Linked DNA regions of Homo sapiens: region 2 is linked to region 1. A link is a contact called in ENCODE POLR2A ChIA-PET data. All regions are on one chromosome and are shown on one strand. Each heading gives the region's core, a stretch centred on a gene start or an enhancer-like site at or near the end of the contact. The rest is flanking DNA. Distances are from core to core; before and after follow the strand shown.

What was found. ChIA-PET counts read pairs that join two places held with the same protein, here RNA polymerase II (POLR2A).
Region 2: POLR2A ChIA-PET joins it to region 1 with 12 read pairs in naive thymus-derived CD4-positive, alpha-beta T cell. The contact joins the promoter of CYP2S1 here to the promoter of ARHGEF1 in region 1. POLR2A ChIA-PET finds 5 or more read pairs at or near these places in 2 of 52 experiments (H1 and naive thymus-derived CD4-positive, alpha-beta T cell).

The regions. Positions count from the first base shown.
Region 1 is chr19:41,881,934-41,884,671 of GRCh38, reverse strand. It overlaps ARHGEF1 (Rho guanine nucleotide exchange factor 1), which reads right to left and starts at 1,488. Exons shown (of 29, transcript NM_004706.4): 1 at 1,383-1,488. RefSeq lists an enhancer at 204-413 and silencers at 280-429, 1,294-1,803.
Region 2 is chr19:41,191,731-41,194,468 of GRCh38, reverse strand. CYP2S1 (cytochrome P450 family 2 subfamily S member 1) reads right to left here and starts at 1,250. Exons shown (of 9, transcript NM_030622.8): 1 at 1,028-1,250. The coding sequence starts at 1,204. LOC124904790 reads left to right here and starts at 1,417. Exons shown (of 3, transcript XM_047439802.1): 1 at 1,417-1,489. The coding sequence starts at 1,417. RefSeq lists a silencer at 1,222-1,311 and an enhancer at 1,224-1,724.

The DNA.
Region 1 (2,738 bases), core at 239-2,738:
CTGTAAGACTTTATACGGAATGAGGCGGGTCTACACGAGACCCAAATCTTACATGGACGTGGCGGGTCTTACGCGGGCCCTAAATCCTACGGGGGACGTGGCAGTGTGCACGGCCAGGGATGCCGGGGAGGACGTGCAGAGTCAGGGTCTGACACCCGCTGGGGACCGCGTCCCTCACCTGCTCCAGGTGGAAAGAGAAGCCATCGCCGCCACCGGAACCGAAGCCTCCGCGCTCGGGCTCCGCACTCTCCCCACCCCTGCCGCCGCGTCGCTCTAGCCGCCCTGAGTCCACCTTTGCGCCCAGCTCCACTCCTCCTGCCAGCCGCTCTAGCCCGGCTCCTGCCGGGCTCCGGCCCCGACGACTCTACTCCTCCCGCCGGCCGCTCTAGCGCTGTACTGCGCCACGCAGGCCAGATAGGGCCGCTCTGGCCTGTCTTGGAGGGCCAGCGTTTCCGTATCTCGACTGCCCCCGTCACTCCCCGGGCCCCGCCCCGCGCCCGGAGGTGCAGATGGGTCCAACTCCTCCCGAGTTCGATCGGAGATCTCCTAGTCACCCCAGCGCTGAGCACTCGGACGGCGGACTGGGGCTCCCCGTCCTATTAGTCTCCCCACTTAGGGGACCCGCTGAATTTCCAATCCTCGTACATCAATCCCCTCCGTCTCCCACCCCCAGCCCCTTCCTTTGGAACCGGAAAAGCAATAGTCTTGAGTTCCAGCACAACTTTCCCTCTGACATGCAGTGTAATCTGCAAAAAGTAATGACTTCTCTGTAGACCTCAGTCTTCCCATCCGTACAATGGGAGAAGGCCTCCAGCTCTCTCCCTACACCTGTCTCTCACGGTATAATTAATGACCTAGAAAAGAGCTTTCCGAAAACTCTTTCAAATGCACTCTGCAACTTTCAGCTTCACAGCGACCCTCGTCGTTGTTGTTATTGTTGTTTTTCATTTTTAGGTGGCCCTAAAGCATGCGGGGGTTGGAGGATGGCGCTTTGCGGAAAGCACGTGCGAGTTCAAATCCCAACTCCACACTTTCTCACGATGTGCGTTCCCTGGGACGAGTCGGTTTGGCTCCCCGGGCCTCGGTTTCCCCACCCGTACAATGGTAGTGATCGTCCGTTCTCCACTGAGCAGGTGGGAGGCCTTGGCCCCGGCCTCGCACCGTTCGTCCCCACCTATGGGGCACTCGTCAAGTGTGAGTTCTCCCCTCTTTGCTCCCTTTGACAGATGGGAAAACTGAGGCCCAAGGAGGGGCGGCCGCTGGTTCCGTGGGGTCCGAAGGGGGCCCCTCCGCTGCCGGCAGCGCCCCAGCCCCTCCCTCCTCCTCCCCACTTCCCCCAACAGCCGAGGGGAGGAGGCCGGGCGGGGCCGGGGACCGAGTACCTGGTGTCCGCGCGGAGGTGACCGGCGGGGCGCCCGAGGTCGGGCTCGGCGATCCCGGGCCCTGGGTCCCGGCTCCCGCTTCCTGGCTCTGGCGGGGCAGGAAGTCGGGGCGTTTTTCCGGAGGCCCCCGCCCCGCCGCCCCTCCCCGCTTCCTGCCCGCGCCCCGCGCCCGCCCGGCACCTCCGCTTCCTTCCCCTTCTCGCCGCTTGCCCGCCCCTCCTTTCCCCGCTGCGCCCGGGTCCCTGCGGGCACCGGCCCCCGCCCCGGCCGCGCCCGAGCTCTCCCCGGCTTTGTCCATCGGTCCGTCCGCCGGGCGCGGGCTCCGCGGGACTCGCATCTCCCGGCTGGGGTCACCTCCCCGGAGGTGCTGGGGGGCAAGCCCTGCTCCCCGTGCGCCCTAGACCGAGCCACGACCTCCCCGGCTTTCCGCGTCTGTGGTTCTCATGGTCTTGCGCCCTTCCTTCGCCTCTGTGGGTGTGCTCCCGCCTGCGTCTGCATCCCCTTCTCTGTCCCTCTGTCTTTCTCTACTGGGGTCTTTCCCTCCTTGGCCTCCACCTCTCCTCTCTGTCCCTCCATCACTTTCTCCCCGAAAGCCCTTCTCTACCCTCTCCAGCTCTCTCTGTATCTTTCTGCATCTCCGTCTCAGTCTCTGTCATTTCCCCAGCTGTTGCTGTGCCTGGGCCTCTTCGTGCCCATTTTCGGTTGCCCCTTCTCCCTTCTGTCTCTTCCTTTCCTTCTCGCTCTCTCTCTGTCCCTTTCTCTCCACGTCCCTGTCTCTCTCCCGGATTCCCAGGGTCTCATCATCTCTTCCTTCCCTTGCTCGTCCCCTTCATGATCCCTGGGTCTCAGCCTCTCTCCTCTCCCTTTCTCAGGAAATCCGTGTCTCTGTGCCTCTCTGTCATTGCCCCGGGATCTCCCTGCTATCCCCAGGTTAGGACCACAGACCCTCCAAAATGCCCCTTCTGTAAGTCAACGCATCGGGAAAAGGCTGCAGTCTGAATTCTGTACTAGCCCCAATCCACAAGATAGTCCCTGTGTTTCCAAGGCTTAAATACGCATAAAGTGGCTCATGCCTGTAATCCCAGCACTTTGGGAGGCCGAAGCATGGTGGATCACTTGAGGTCAGGAGTTCGAGACCAGCCCGGCCAACATGGCGAAACCCTGTCTCTACTAAAACAAAAATTAGCTGGGTGTGGTAGCACATGCCTGTCATCCCAGCTACTCGGGAGCCTGAGGTACAAGAATCGCTTGAGGTGGAGGTTGAAGTGGGCTGAGATTGCGCCACTGCACTCCAGCCTGGGCGACAGAGTCAGACTCTGCCTCAAAAAAAAAAAAAAAAAAAAAAAAAGCGGCCGG
Region 2 (2,738 bases), core at 1-2,500, 690 kb after region 1:
ACTTGAGGAGCCACCGGGTCTAGCTTCTACGCCCTCTACCAGGAACCTGCCCCCATCCCAGCAGAAATAGCTGAGGCTCAGTTCTCTTTTTGCACTAGGCTCCCGGGCCTCCTCCCCCAGTACATCCTTCAGTGGCATCCCCCAACTTCCTGTCGTTCCCTTGCTTCCTGCTGAACCCTAACCTCTGACGCTGGGCAATCCAGAAGCAGTTTGGGTCTCCCTTAATTCCTTAGGGCCCTCCCTGCCCCCCAAATATCCAGCCACCCCTTTCAGTCACCACAAAACCCTGAAATTCTGGAGCAGACACTGCTGAGTATCCGCCCCATCTCTCCCCCAAGACCCCACCCTTTTTTCTACGTCCTTGAAGTCACCCAGAATCCTTTTGAATGGGAAACTTCAGGCCTCTGCCCACTCCCACCTGCTATCCCCTAAGGCTGGGGCTGCCTCTGCCTTCTTTCTTGCTCTCCTTCCTCCCCAGTCCCAGGAACTCCCAACTGAGCTCCACCCATCCTCCCATCCTGCATTCTCTGCTGGCAGATTCCTTCAGCGGGACCCCCTCTCTGAGCCTGCAACCCTCCAGCCTCTTCTCTGCCTCCAACTCCCCGCAGGGACGCCTCCCCCTTTTCTTCTTTGTGCCCTCTTCAGCATGCCCCACCTGTATGGCTCCAGCTACCTCTCCCTCTGGGACAAGCCCAGCTGCATCAGCTTCTCCTCGGCTGGAGGACTCCTGTCTCTTTCAGCCTCGGTCCCTGCCCATCACCTTCCCAGGATTCTGTAGGCAGAGGTCTCTGCCCCTCCTAGCCCTGGTCCCCCACCCCACGATCCTCTCTCCCGGGCACCTCTCCCCTTCTCAGCCCTGGACAACCTGCTCCTGCCCCCAACCCCAGGACAGCAGCAGCCCCTTTGCCTTGGGACCCCTGCCCCTGCCTCCTCCCTAGGATACCCGAAAAGCCCCTCACCCTGGCACTCGGGTTTCTCTCCCAGGAATCCTCCCACCCCTAGCCAGGACGTCCCCAGAGCCCCTTACCCGCATGAGCCCTGAATACAGCGCCCCGGGCCGTAGCTGCAGGAGGTTTCCCAGCAGTGGTAGCGGCGTGGGCCCGGGGGGCAGGTGGCCTCGGGCCCTGGTCCCGGACAGCGCCAGCGTCAGCAGCAGGAGCAGCGCCAGCGCCAGCAGCAGCGCCCAGGTGCCGGTCGCCTCCATCTCGGCAGGTCGGCTCCTTCTCCTCTCCCAGGCGCTCCGCGCGGCTGGGCTAGTTAGGGGCGGGAGCCGGGCGTCTCCCTCCCCAACGAAGTCAGGCGCGGGGCGGGGCAGCTAGCCCAGCCCCCTGCCTCCTGGGCAGGCTTATCTCCCCGCCGCCGGGTTTCTCCCGGACCACCGCCGCCGCCTGATGTCGGGAACTCATGCTCCAACGGATGTCTCCGAGGTCACCCAGGTTTACGCGGGGCTTGGGCGGCGGAGACAGCGCCTTGGGCCCCCGGATAGGGAGTAAGCAAACAGAAGAACCTGGAAGTCAGAGACTTTGGCCGCCTGGAGGTTGCCACACCCCGCATCTGGCGGTGACCCCGCGCCACTCTCCCCAGCTCCTACCTCGCTCATTGTTCGGATGTGGGTTCCTGTGTGCGTGCGTGTATGGGGTGTCTTTGAGTCAATTTTCTCCAGCATCTTACATCTTCACGAACTGAGAGGAAGGACTTGACCTTTAAGGATAAACAATCTGAAGTCCAGGGAGATAAATCGGTTGGCCCCAGGTCAACTTGGCTGAGTGGCAGAGTTAATATTTTGACTTGGGCCAGTTAGAATGATTGAGTCATTCATTCATTCGTTTAGAGGCAGTTTGCAGAGCGGTTAGGACCGTGATGGCTGAAGCCAGACTGCTTGAATTCACAGCCTAATTCCTCTGTGCCTCTGTTAGCCTTGTAAAATGGGGCTAGTTTTCAGGATTAAATAGTACATCTGTGCACACCATTTAAAGCAGACGCAGGTGCACATGTAACAAGCACTAAATAGATGTTAGCTAATATTTCTGCAACTAACTGTTATTGAGGTCTTACTATAAACAAGACCTTGTTCTAGACCCGAGGGTGCAGCTATGAGCGATGGAGAGAAGGGCTCTGGCCTTCCTGAGCTCATATCCACATGCAGATGAAGATGAGATGAAAACAATTTCAGGAAGTGAGAAGGCCTGCCAGGGGAATGGGCTTCTTGAGAAGGAAGAATGTTAGAACCATTTGTGCATGAATTATTGTAGGTTTGGTTCACTGCTGTATCCCCAACATATAGTGCAGTGCCTGACACACAGTAGGCACTCAATAAATATTTGTTATATTTTCAAAGATTGAATGTAGGAGATAAGATTCATGAAGTCTGCAGGGGCCATCTTGCAAGGTCTTGGAAAAGACTGCATTTTATTTCTATTGCAAACGGAAGCTGTCTGGAGGGGTTTTCAGCAGGGCAGTTACTTTGTTTGCTTTGCATTTTGATTTCGTATTTTATTATAAAAATATTAAAATTTCAAACATACAGTGAACACCTGTATACCCATCAGATTCCACCATTTTATTATCCTTTCTTTGTTACCTATCTATTCTTTTTTTGTTTGAGATAGAGTCTCACTCTGTTGCCCAGAGTGGAGTGCAATAGCATACAGTCTTGGCTCATTGCAACCTCTGCCTCCCGGGTTCAAGCAATTCTCCTGCTTCAGCCTCTCAAGTAGCTGCGATTACAGGCGTGCACC